Linked DNA regions of Homo sapiens: all the other regions are linked to region 2. The links are chromatin contacts, found by Hi-C or POLR2A ChIA-PET in ENCODE. All regions are on one chromosome and are shown on one strand. Each heading gives the region's core, a stretch centred on a gene start or an enhancer-like site at or near the end of the contact. The rest is flanking DNA. Distances are from core to core; before and after follow the strand shown.

Evidence for each region. A loop is a pair of places that touch in the nucleus more often than their neighbours do. ChIA-PET counts read pairs that join two places held with the same protein, here RNA polymerase II (POLR2A). Pooled maps may share reads with other maps.
Region 1: a map of B cell shows a loop between it and region 2 (9-fold over the local background). The contact joins the promoter of USP9X here to the enhancer-like site in region 2. A Hi-C loop is called at or near these places in 1 of 168 maps with a recorded cell type or tissue (B cell), 9 of 37 single-sample maps with no recorded cell type and 8 of 50 pooled maps. POLR2A ChIA-PET finds 5 or more read pairs at or near these places in 1 of 52 experiments (activated B cell).
Region 3: a map of naive thymus-derived CD4-positive, alpha-beta T cell shows a loop between it and region 2 (8-fold over the local background). The contact joins the promoter of MID1IP1 here to the enhancer-like site in region 2. A Hi-C loop is called at or near these places in 2 of 168 maps with a recorded cell type or tissue (CD4-positive, alpha-beta memory T cell and naive thymus-derived CD4-positive, alpha-beta T cell), 1 of 37 single-sample maps with no recorded cell type and 11 of 50 pooled maps. POLR2A ChIA-PET finds 5 or more read pairs at or near these places in 2 of 52 experiments (activated CD4-positive, alpha-beta T cell and activated naive CD4-positive, alpha-beta T cell).

Annotation. Positions count from the first base shown.
Region 1 is chrX:41,082,955-41,087,100 of GRCh38, reverse strand. USP9X (ubiquitin specific peptidase 9 X-linked) reads right to left here and starts at 1,656. Exons shown (of 45, transcript NM_001039591.3): 1 at 992-1,656. RefSeq lists silencers at 462-921, 1,622-2,001, 2,432-2,501 and enhancers at 1,046-1,583, 2,122-2,661, 2,411-2,705.
Region 2 is chrX:39,853,119-39,857,564 of GRCh38, reverse strand. No RefSeq gene overlaps it. Among named protein-coding and RNA genes, the nearest start is that of MIR1587, 18 kb to the right of the region's middle. RefSeq lists enhancers at 1,738-1,817, 2,088-2,207, 3,956-4,250. Within about 2 kb of position 1,709, at least 10 of the 41 ENCODE cell types and tissues checked have a DNase peak (open chromatin) inside an H3K27ac peak, as active enhancers do; they include B cell, where a contact is called at or near this core.
Region 3 is chrX:38,798,881-38,802,791 of GRCh38, reverse strand. MID1IP1 (MID1 interacting protein 1) reads right to left here and starts at 1,333. Exons shown (of 3, transcript NM_021242.6): 1 at 1,305-1,333; 2 at 1-257. It overlaps MID1IP1-AS1 (MID1IP1 antisense RNA 1), which reads left to right. Exons shown (of 2, transcript NR_046706.1): 2 at 1,000-1,544. RefSeq lists enhancers at 1-282, 616-1,123, 1,233-1,312, 1,342-1,636.

The DNA.
Region 1 (4,146 bases), core at 407-2,906, 1.2 Mb before region 2:
GTAAATTCAATTAACGTTGTAACTATGGAACTTCCAAAAAATAACATGCTTAATTTAAGCAGGTTCTACTAGAAATTTTGCAAATTCTCGTGTAAGTTCTAGTCGCTACAGAAATCCACACAAATAATTTAAGAAGCCATCTACACACCTGCTGTATAACTCTTTAACTTATTTCACAATGAATGAAAAATCAGCCATTTATCCAACCCTAAGCCTCACGTCACAAGAATCTGAAGACCTGATCACTACCAAACTCGCACATGCTAATATTTGCAGAAACAGTTAAAAATAGAAAGGTAATAGGTCCAAGCTAGCTTGGAAGCGATTTCTGCATTCAAAAACCCCTTTCACGGCTTTGGCCCTCTGCAAATAAAGCGGGGCGAAGGAGGTGTAGGAGGCCGATAACCCAGCTCCCACTCCAGGAGCCCAGGGCCGGGGAGAAACTGCGGGTTATCGCGGGAGGGTGGGGGGAGGCGGACAAGTCGTCAGGCCTGATAGCCAGGCGTAGCCGAGGCCTAGCTCCCCAGCTCCAAATCACTCCACCTCAGTAATGGCGTTTGGTGTCAAGTGGAACCAGACCGGGTAGGAAAGCGGCCGCCGGGCGGGGGGCGGCCAGCCCCCAAACCGACCCGGCCCCCGGGTGCGGACGGCGGGGGGGCTGCCCGCCACGCCCGGAGACTCCATCCTCCTACTCGGCCCCAGACAGGACGGGAAGGGGGAGGAGGGGGAGGGACGGAGCCGTCAGCCATTTTCCCTTACAGTCCAAAACACACAGACACGCTCTCGGGACACCGGCTCCACACACAACACGGGCCCGCGCGCCCGCCCAGCCCGGGCCGGAGGAGGGGGAACGGGGAAGCCCCAGCCTGGCCGGCAGCCGCCGAGGGAAGAGGCTCGCACACACGCACACCCCCCTCGCCCTCCTCCCCTCACCCACATCCAGCTGTTGGCCCCGGGAAAGAGCGTCGCCCCAGTGCAGCTGGCCACTCACCGCACGACACAGACGTCTTCTCACAACCAGGGCACACGGAGGCGGGAGGCACCAGGCGACGGTGGGGCTCGGTCCCGGGACGAGACCTACCCTGGGTGCATCCCAGGCCCGGGGGTGACCGGCAACAAAGTGTATCGAAAGGCTGCGGCGGCCGGGCTCGGGGCTGCGGGCGTCTCAACCAAAAGGCTGCACACCGGCGCCGGAACTCGCTCCTCGCCGCGCCCGCCTCCTCCTCCTCCTTGGCCGGCGACGGCCCTCTTCCCCTTCTCCCCTCAGGCTGGGGCTCTCGCTGAGCTCAGACGGGCTCCGGGCGGTGCGTTTCTCCTGCGTCACCTCCTCCTGCTCCTCCTCCTGCAGCGACGGCTTCACCTTCCCCTAGTCGCCGCCTCTGTCCCCGCTCCAGGCCTGGTGGCTTTGAAGTAGCTCGCTCCTCGCTCCCGGCGCCGACCCAAGCACCGGGCGCTAAGGCGGCCGCCTCCCGTGAGAGAGAGGCGGCGGCGGCGGGCTCCCGCGAGGCCCGGGAGCTGTGTAAGGCGGGGAGGGGCTAGGCGCGACAGAGGCCCTGACGGGGCCGGGTGCGGAGAGGTTGCGGCTCCGGCGGCGGCGGAGACTAGCGTCCGCAGCCGCGGATGCCCGTCCTCGTCAATATGGCGGATCCGGCAAACCAAAAAAAAAAAAACCGCTCGGCCAGTGGCGGCGGCGGTAGCGGCGACGGCGGCAGCAGCGGTGGCGGCGGCGGCGGCGGCGCAGACTCCCACTAGCCCCAGAGCCGCCCAAGACCCGAAGTTCTCCGCCCCCGTCAGGGCCCGCCCCTTTCAGGCCCCTCCTTTCGGCCCTCCCCCTGCTCCTGCCCAGCCCCCTCCCGCTCAGCTGCCCCCTCTTCTCTCCCTCCACCCCGGGCCGTCAAGGCTGGGAGAGCAGCGCGAGCCGCTGAGGGGGCCGGGCTTCGGCGCGAGCCGCCGGGAACCCGGAGAGCTAGGGTGGGGGAGGGGAAGACAATGCGGTAAAGATTGTTCGCGCAGTACTGTTTCTTCCGGCTGGCCCCTTCAGGGTCGTGCTACGGCCAGAAATCCTGTTCCATGCCCCTCGGCTCAGGAGCGGGACGAGGGCAGAGGTGGCTCTAGGACCGAAGTTGGGGAAGGGAGGCCCGAAAAGATCTGGCACACCACTCGGGAGGGGCTGGGCGGCAGGGACTGGCGGGGTGTGTGGCCACGACAGGGTTAATCGCGTGAGCCGCAGCCGCGTCGCTCATAGTTTGACTCGGGCCGCTTGTTTTTGTTCCATTGTGAACCGTAGCCCCGCCGACAAGAACCCGGATGATGACGTCACCGGCCTCCCCCTTTTCCGGGACCGTGGGGGGAGGGGCGCGGAAAGATGAGATCTCGAGACCACGCGCTGGGCGGTCGCCGCCGCGGTGCCTGGAGGTCCCGGCGGTGCAGCTGACCCGCGTCACGTGACGCACGAGCTGGCCGGGCCACTGGCTGCGGGGGCGCGAGGTCCCGAGGGCCTGGCCACCTGCTTGGCGCCGATAGGGGGAAGGTGTGGCTATCTCCCGCAGCGGAAGGAGGGGGCGTGGGGAGTGAGGTCCTTTTCCCCACCCCGCGAGGGAGGTGCTCTGAGAAACTCTTTCACACGATCATGCATCATCACTACCTCAAAGCGTTTAGGCGTCCTCAAAGCGTTTAGGCGTCCTCACAGCCTAGCTGACGGGACTGACCACCTTTTTGGCCATAGGAGCCCTTCAAACAGACCAGCAAAGAAAAAAATTATAAAGTGCCCCAGACGGCTTAGCGAATAGGCCGTACTTGATGTGGCAAGATTAGCCTCCATTGCCAGATCATCAGCACAATTCGGTGTTAGGACCCGGAAGAAACTTATGAACCCATCCGCTGTGTCATGGACTATTTTCTACATGTTTATATTCCAAAGTGCGGGCATAGGAAAAACTTAGGCTAATCTCAAATTAATGGGGTGCTTGGAACAAATCTGTACAGTCTACCTAGGATGCCCAAATGAAGAGGAAATTAACAGTTCCTAATTTACAGATTTCCTTTTGACTTAAAAAATACCTGTGGACATCAAATGGCATGCAAAATCATAGTAAAACCCTACAAACCGAGATCTATTTTATAGAGAAGAGGGTTGAATTTAGTTATGCTATGATTATATCAGTTTGTAATAAAAGACTGTTAAAAATGGAACCAAACTAATGTAGGTGACAGTGAAAGCAAGTTATTGGTATCTTAAATTTTTAAACCATTTCTCTATTTAGCACAAGATTGTTTACAAATTTTTCACCACAAATTATCTAATAGGGTATCCAAGATGTATCATTCATAGCCCTAATAACTCTTAGCATATGTTACCTTGTTTTTATAATTATTTCCATGAATCATTTGCTTCCCCACTAGCTCATGGGCTTCTAAAAAGCAGACACGACCACCCGCGTACACTATAGGCTGTTATTTTCTATTTTAGATAAGGAAACAGAAAGGGTAAATGATTTGCCCGAAGTCAGGATTGGAAAGTGTTGAACACTGGTCTTTTAACCCTATCAAAAGTGCACCTTTAACAAGGATGTCCCCTCTCACCAATTCTGTTCAATATTGTACTTGCAGTTCTAGCCTGAAAAAGAAATGAAAGGCATCCAGATAAGAAAGGAACAATTAAACTATCGCTACTTTCACATGACATGATTTTATATATAGAAAATCTTGGGAAATCCATTATAAAAAAAATAAAGCCAATAAGCAAGTTCAGCAAAACTGCAGGATATAAGATCAATATTTAAACATCAGTTATAGTTTTACACACTAGCAATAAACAATCTGAAAATTAAGTTAAAATTCCATTTACAATAGCATCAAAATCAATAAAGTTAAAAATCGATTTAACAAAAGAAATGCAAGATTTGTACATTGAAAACTACAGAACATCATTGAAAAACATTCAAGACTGAAATAAAAGTATTAAGATAGCAATACTCCTCAAATTGATCTACAGAGTCAATGCAATCCCTATCAAAATCCCAGCAGGCTTTTTTTTTTTTTGCAGAAATGGACAAGATGATGCTAAAATTCATACAGATAAGGAGTTTCCCCCCCACCTCGCCACTAGCCAAAACAATCTTGAAAAAGGAGAACAATGTTGGGAGG
Region 2 (4,446 bases), core at 460-2,959:
CCTTTCTCTAGTGCTCTCTTGTTTTTTTGTTTTTTTTTTTTTTTTTTTTGAGAAAGAGTCTCACTGTGTCGCCCAGGCTGGAGTGCAGTGGCGTGACCTCGGTTCACCGCAACCTCTGCCTCACGGGTTCAAGCGATTCTCCTGCCTTAGCCTCCCGAGTAGCTGGGATTACAGGCACACGCCACTATACCTGGCTAATTTTCATATTTTTAGTAGAGACAGGGTTTCACCATGCTGGGCAGGCTGGTCTCAAACTCCTGACCTCAGGTGATCCGCCCACCTCGGCCTCCCAAAGTGCTGGGATTACAGGCATGAGCCACCGTGCCCGGCCTCTAGTGCTCTCTAGCTCCACACACATGCATGCATGCACATGAACACGCCACACACGTGCACACACACACCCTTCTCCCCCTCCCCCCAGGTGTCAGTGAGCAGAGTGTGTGTGACATTGTGTGTCTGTCTCTGGGATACAGTTTCTCTCTCTTGGTGTGAATTGCCTGTCTCGTCTGCATTTCTCATTCTGTTTCTCATCTCCCTACTTTCCTTTGCCTCTCTCTGCTGTTTGCATATGTGAGGGAAAGAGCTGCTTCATTTGTGAAGTGGCCTTATTCCATGGCCTCATTATGCAATCACACAGCATGGAGCTCTCTTGGGGGTTAAGTGGGGAAGGCAGAAGACAGGGCCAGGGAGAATTCATCATCTTTCCCCCGGAAAGCTGTGCATTTTCAGAAGATATAAGGGACAAGTTTGGGGTTCACAGACCCTCAGGGGCTTTTGTGCGTCACCTGGACCTTCTGTGATCGGTACATGGAGCTGCAGCTGGCCACTGGCATTGTCTGGAGAGCAGCCCTGGCCTCTCTCAGCCTTGAACCAGGAAGCAGGCTTTATTTGTCAGGAGAGGGCATAGCCAGGATTTCCTGAAGGTTCTGGCCTCCAGCCTGCAACCCGGCACTGTCCAATAGAAATATAATGCAAGCCACAAATGTGAGCCACATATGTATTAATAATTTTAATGTTCGAGAAGCCACATTAAAAAGGTAAAAAGGAACAGGTGAAATTGACTTAATCATATATTTTGATCAACCCGATGTATCTAAAATATTATCATTTCAATATGAAACCAGGAAAAAATTATTGACAAGGTATTTGACATTCTTTTCTTGAAACTAAATCTTCAAAGTCTGGTGTGCATTCTATGCTGACAGAGGATCTCAATTTGGCCGGGCCACATTTCAAGTGTTCAGTAGAAACATGTGGCTAGTGGCCCCTGTCCTGGACAGCACAGGCCCAGCCTACCAAGCCTGAGGTCTGGAAGTTCTGTTTCGGCTGTCTAAATGGCAGCAATACAAGCGCGTCCTCAGTGTGTATGTCTGATGGGAAGACGACGAGGTGATGTGCGGGAAGTTCACTGAGCCATTATTCTCCCATTACCATCATTAGCAGTAATCATCATGAATGCACTGGCATGGCCCACGTCCGGCCCTGTTGCTGCTTGCTTCCAGTTCACGCGGCATTCTGTGCCGGGGAATTGCTGACCCAGATTCTGTTTTGCTGGGGGGGCAGAGGGAGCTGAGGGTGCAGTTTCCAGGTGCTCTAGGCCTGCCTCCCAGCTGAGACCCCACCTACTAGGTGTGTGCTCCTCCCCTTTCTTTAGGTACCAGGCACCCCTCCAGCTTCTATATATAGCACTCTGTGGCGACAGCTGGCTATCTGATGACTCATCAGTCACCGTGGGCGTCTCCGGATGGAACCCTGAACATTTATTCAGAGGGTGCTTTTGCCAGTTTCTGAACGACTCCTAGTAAGTCCTGCCTTTTGGGGATTGTTTTAACCCCATGGAGATTGGGGGTTTGAAGACTCAGTGGGTTCCTGTCTGAAGGCCTCTGGGGGCTTAAAAAGTCCAGTGGGGCTTTGGGGAACTGGCTCCAGGTAAGCCTGTGAACGCAGAGGAATGCATTCTCAAACTGAGGGCTTGAGTGGTCTCTCCTTGGTCATCTGTCCATCTAAGTACCTGGCTGGCCCCAGATTGCCCCTGGAAGTGGGGCTTGGGAGATGTTAGCTCCTTTCAGGAGCTGCAGGGCTCCTCCCATGTATTTTCTGTGGGGCATCAAAGACCCAGGGCTGGCTTTGGAGCTGGGTTTAATGTAGGCTGCTCTGCTCACCAACTCCACCATCCTGGGCAAGTCCCTTCTGCTCTCTGGGTTTCCGTTTCCTCCTCTGTGCAATGCAGTCAATACCATTGTGGCCGTCTGGTTCTGAGGGTTGGAGGAGGTGCCGTCTGTAACAACTGTTATTACTGTGCAGCCCAGGGGCCCCATCACTTCGGTTTTCTCAGAAGCAGCTTCTGAGACGCGGATTCGTGTGGAAGCAATTTATTAAGGAAGTGCTCCCAAGAAACACGGAAGGGTATGGAAGGGCAGGACCAAGAAGGGGAGGAAGCCAGTTTCAGACAAAGTCCCTCTGCAGAAGGGTCTTAGTCCATCCAGGCTGCTGTAACACGGTACCACACGCGGGGGGGCTGATAAACCACAGACACGTACTTCTCATGGTTCTGGAGGCTGAGAGGCCGAGATCAGGGTACCAGCACGGTCGGGTTTGGGGGAGGGCCCTCTTCTGGGCTGTAGATTGCCAACTTTTCCTTGTGCCCTCACATGGCAGAGACAGGGAGAGAGAGCTCTCTGGGGTCGCTTTTTATAAGGGCACTGACCCCCTTCATGAGGGCTCCATCCTCATGACCTCATGACCTCCCAAAGGAGGAGCTCTGGAGGGCAAGTGTCAACTCAGAGCCTGTCCTGACTCCAGGCAAGAGCACTGTACCTGCATGCTCCCTTGCACCAGCTAGGAGCTACCGTGAGTGTGGGGATTGAAACTCCTGGGTACTTCTGGCTCTGAGGGGGATGTGCCCCGGGCGGGCCTGCAAAGAGTCCCAGGCACAGGCTGTGGGAATTAGGAGAGGGGAAGCTATATGGGGTGGGGGAAGGAGCCCGAGGGGATGTGGGTGAAGCATCTAGAGTGTCCCCACCACCCCTTTGCTTATCTGTCCTCCCACCAGAGGGGGCCAGGCCAGCACCCCTGTATGGATGGGACTGGGGCCGGGGAAGGAGGCTGGAGTCAGGAGGAGAGGCACCACCCAGGCCTTACTCTTCATATGGGTGGAACCATCCCATGAACAAGTGGGATGAGGAAGCCTGAGGAGCTTTTGGCCAAGCTTAGCCTCTGGGGGTGCCCAACACTGGGCACGGATAGGGCTGGGGCACAGACCCAATATTCCAGTACCTCCAAGTCTTTTGTCCGGCACCCAGGCTAGGGGCCCTGAAGATGCTTCACTGTCCAGCGGGATGGGGTTGGGGAAATATTTTTGTTCTCTTCAGCTCAGTAGCCTTCTTCCTTCCTTTCATCACCTTGTCTAAGACTGGCCGGGTCTTTTCTCAAGGTCACCCCAGGAACCAGGGTTCCTTGGGTTCTGTCGCCAGCTCTGGGCACCTCTCCACCATGGGCCACCTGGCTCTTTCATTTTCTTACTTCCAACTTCCACCTTCTCTTCTGCAGCATTGAGCTGCTTTTCTCAGCCTCTCTGGACTTAAAGCAACTTGGCCCAAAGGCTGCCAGTTGCCCTTTCTCAACCCTCCAATGCTTCTGTGCCCTCTACCAGGGATGGGGCTGTGGAATCCAGAGCACACCCGGTTGCCTTCCCTAAATTTCCATTCACCAGCAAAGATGAGTTTATTTTCCACTGTCAGGAATTCAGAGTTTGAATGATTTTACCACTGCTCTGTTCTTGGTGCAGCTGGGATTCTATTTATCACTGGGTTAGGAATTTCACTTCCTGCCTTTTCCATCCCAGAAGAATTCTCTCCCCTCCCCTCCCTTCCTCTTCTCTCTTTCCCCCTTCTCTCCTTTCCTCTTTTCCCTTCTCCTCTGCCTGCTTTTCCATCCCTCTCCCCTTCTCCTCTCCTTCCCCACCCTCCTCTTCCCCCCTTTCCATTTTGTTCCCCTTCTCCATTCTCTCCCTTTTTTCTTCCCCCCTCTCCCCTGCCCTTTTCTGTCTCCTCTCCTTTCTCCCCTTCCCTTTTTCTCTCTTCCCCCTCCTCTCCCTCTCCCGCCCCTCCCCCACATACTGTTTTGCTGTCCTCAGGGTGACGGTGACTTAGGCCAGCCCTGGGGATGGGTGGGAGAGCAGCTGAGAATCCAAAGGCAGGAGAGTGCACAAAAAAGAGATATGTCGACAAGTGGCTAGGGACCATGTTCCTGCTTTAGCTACGCACTGTGTCAAGCGCTGAAAGTCACTACACAGGCAGTCATTATTATGATTTTTACCTTACAAAAAATGCTTCACCCAGGGCATGGCATCTACTTGGTATTCAGTAGCAGTCAAATTGGAAAAAGGAGGCTTTCAAAGAGTCATTAAGACAAACACTGTTTGAAAATTATACAGAAATTCTATTT
Region 3 (3,911 bases), core at 84-2,583, 1.1 Mb after region 2:
GGCGACAGAGCAAGACTCTGTCTCAAATAAAAAAAAAAAAGATCCCTTTTCTCTAAAACTTAACAGAGGTCTCTGTCCCTAGTACAGTTTTTTCCCACGGGACAAAAAATGCCTAAGGAAGGGAGAACATAATAAAGGGGTTTCTTTCTCTCCCTCTTTCTTTCACATTAAGACCTACACTTAAATATTTTCCATAGAAAACCATCTTCCTAATTGTCTTTTGAATGAAATTCTGACTTGGTGCCACAAGGACTAATCTGTTGACAAAAAACAAACAAAACAAAACAAAGTCAGTGACCCTTGGAGACAGACCTAAGTCTGAGGACCCACTACCCCAAAACGTATTAGCTCTACATCACAGCCCATGTTTTCTTACTTGCAAAACTGGGATAGACCTATCAGGGTTTTGAAGGAAGATCAATGGAAAGAAAAATACAGGGAGGCAGGAAGCATTATATAACTTTGAAGCATTAAAATAATTTCACCTTCCTTCTCTGCACACATAGAAACTTTTCTAGCCTCAGTTTCTTTATCAAAAAAATGGAGCTTGTTCCATGGGCCGTGCCAAGGACTTTGATTAAGTTTAAATATGATAATGTAAATAAAAATCACTATGTAAATTGTAAAGTACAAAGATTAATTGTACTTGATACAGGACCTCATCATAGTGAGAGGTGTTTATGTGAAGAGTCAGAAACCTTAAAAGTGTGGAAATTGCCTATGATGAGCCACAGATCCTTCCACCCAACCCCCAGTGCTTAAGCAGGAAAATAATATAAAATATGTCCAATGAGATTGAAAGAGCACTGCAAGAAGAAAACTCGAGAAAAACAGATATACAGTTTCTAGTAGCTGATCTTCTCATAAATTAAAGCGTACTTTGTCCCCCTTCCTGGACCCATTTGGTATTTTAAGTACGTATGCACCCGGATGAAAACTCGGTATTCAGACTTAACTTACTAAATGCCAAAATCTTGCCTCTTTTTCTCTTCTTCCCAGTTCCAACAGTGTGATAACACACGGAAAACGGAAATCCAAGGGATCTAGCAAAAGGATTCCACCCAGCAAAAACGCCAGCTTGGGAGAGGGCCCCTACCTAACTCCTTCCTTCTGGCCTCCACCCCTCCCCTGATACGTTTCCTTCCGTCTAGTCTCGAGATAACCCTTCATCCCCCAGTTTCTTGACTCTGGCCGCTGTTCTTGAACATTTCTTAAACACTTTCAGAGAAAGATGGCTCATGCACCTGCCTGCAAAACTTCCCAAACCGGGCCTCCCAGCTCCCCCAGACCCCGCAACAACTCACACCCGCCGGGGAAACTCCAGAAGGAAAAGGTCCGCCGGCCAGAGCTCTGGGCCCTTGGAATCACCCCACCACCGCCCCTCTGGCTTCAGCCAATCAGAAGCCGTCAGAAAATATTATGCAAATGAATCCTGATGCTCCAGCCAGTCAGAAGCCGCGGAGCCCTCCCCCACGCAGCGTCCTCTTTCACCCCAGCCCCGCCAAGCTGGCTGCCGCGTCCCTGGCAACCGGCGCGCAGCCAGTTCTCCACTACGCTTGGCTGTAAAAAAATTAAAATGGTTGCCTGGGGTCACATGGGAGGGGAGCGGGCTGGCCCAGGCCTAAGGAAGGTTGGAAACCTCACTGATTGCCCCAGGCACCTTCCCTGTCCCGATCTGGAACAGGCTGGAGGTGCTGAGCCACCTGCCCGGAATTCAGTTTGCCTCCAGAAAACAGAAGTCATCCGTTGAACAAATAACTTTCGAGTCCTTGTAGCACGCCAACAGCCTCAAAGCAAGAGGTCTTTGGTCTCTGCTTTCTATCCTATATGCTAAATTTCCGGTAAAAGCCTTGTCTGAGGTACCCATCCCCACTTCTTGGTTCACAGTTGCAATTCTGGAATTCTGGATCTCTTTTTTTTTGTTTTGTTTTTTTTTGAGACGGAGTCTCGCACTGTCGCCAGGCTGGAGTGCAGTGGAGCAATCTCGGCTCACTTCAACCTCTGCCTCCCGGGTTCAAGTGATTCTCCTGCCTCAGCCTCTCCAGTAGCTTGGACTACAGGCGCGCACCACCACGCCCAGCTAATTTTTATATTTTTAGTAGAGACGGGGTTTCACCATGTTGGCCAGGATGGTCTCGATCTCTTGACCTCTTGATCCGCCCGCCTCGGCCTCCCAAAGTGCTGGGATTACAGGCGTAAGCCACCAGCGCCCTGCCGGAACTCTTAAATTCTGGTTCTTAATTCCCACTCTTTTAATTAAGCAACCTGGAAAGCATGCTTTGCTGGCTCATCTCCCCAAAAATGTCCACAAATTATCCTTGTACTGTGTCCCTTGGATAGTTTTTTTTTGGGGGGGGGGAATGACATTTTAAAAGTGACCAGAAATTCCTGAACAAAGTAGTCAGCAAGAGTAAACTGGTGCAAGAAAGTCAGACTGGATAAAGAAGAGATCTGGCCTAGAACTGGAAGAAAGATGATATTTTAAGGCAAGAAGCCAGCCCAACCCAAGATAGCAGAGATCCTGGATTATTTTGAGACAGACTTAGAAGGATCCATTTCATGAAAAATGTCCTAGAAATATGACAGTCAGACTCTCGTGTTAAAGGCCATGTAGTCCAACCATCCACTTGTGCTGAAATCGCTCACAACATCCCCACCAAGTGGTCGCCCTTGCCTACATTCTTCTATTTTCCGTTCTCCAGTGTTCTTCTATCTTTTGGAGCTCTACAGAAGGCCATGAAGCACACCATCAGATGTTTGAAGGTAGATATGGTCTCCTTAAGTCTACTGTTCTTCAAGTCAGTTATCCCCAGTTCCTGTAGCCATTCTTCATGTTCTCTTTTGAGTCGCTCATCCATCCTAGTCACTAACTTTAGAAGTAGCTCTGGTTTGCTTTTGAGTGTGGCCCCTCTCATTCCAAGTACCATCTTTTCTAGGACAAAATGGAGTGGCACAGCCACTTATATTATTGTGAATGGTAATTTTTCTAGGTCATATTTATTGAGCACAAGTGCTTGGAAATTAGACTTGTTAACTCAAAAGACATGTTAACTCATTTTAACTTCACAACCACCCTGAGAAGAAAGCAAGGATCAAAGAGTTTAAGGGCCAAACTGTCAGAACTGGGATTTGACCCAGTTTTCTAATGCCAAATCCAATGTTCTTTCTACTACTCAATAGATAGCTACTGCTTATAATGCTGCCTAACATTTAATGGACTTATTTTAACAGCTACATCTATATGCTGCCATCTATATAACAAAATTTTGTGTACCCTATACTTGAGTAGTGGGGATTTTTTGGACCAAAGTACAGAACTTTATATTATCCTACTTAAACTTTATCTCATTGGATTTGGCCCATTAGTTCAGCCTGTTTTATTATTTTGGGTCCTGATTCTGTGCTGTAATGCACTTGGATCTTACCCATATATTTGATAACTATTCTATATATTTATCCAAGTTATTGATAATAGGTACCAGGCACCACTGGGCAAGAGGCAAATTGCTGTAGAACATCTGGAGAGCTCCTTCAGTTTGATATCCGTCCATTAATTGGCACTTTTTGGCATAAGTTGTTCCAGCCAGCTATGAATCATGTTAATTGTACAGTCATCCAGCCTATATTTTTCTTCTTGACCACAGGATATTATGAGAGACCTTGCTAAGTGCCTTGCTGAAGTCCCAAGCTAATAGCCAGTTTTCTTCCTGTGGAGTCAAGAAGAAGGGCATTTTTGTCATATACCACAAAGAAACCACCATCACATGATACAAAAATGCAGAAATAGCATCATAATAATCTGAGTTAAGATGGGGAAGGGAGTGTATCTTATTGTAATTGTCCTTACAGGAAAAACCGTCATGAAGGTTTAGTTGAGAGAAGGTAGACAGAAAAATGCCAAAACCTAAGAA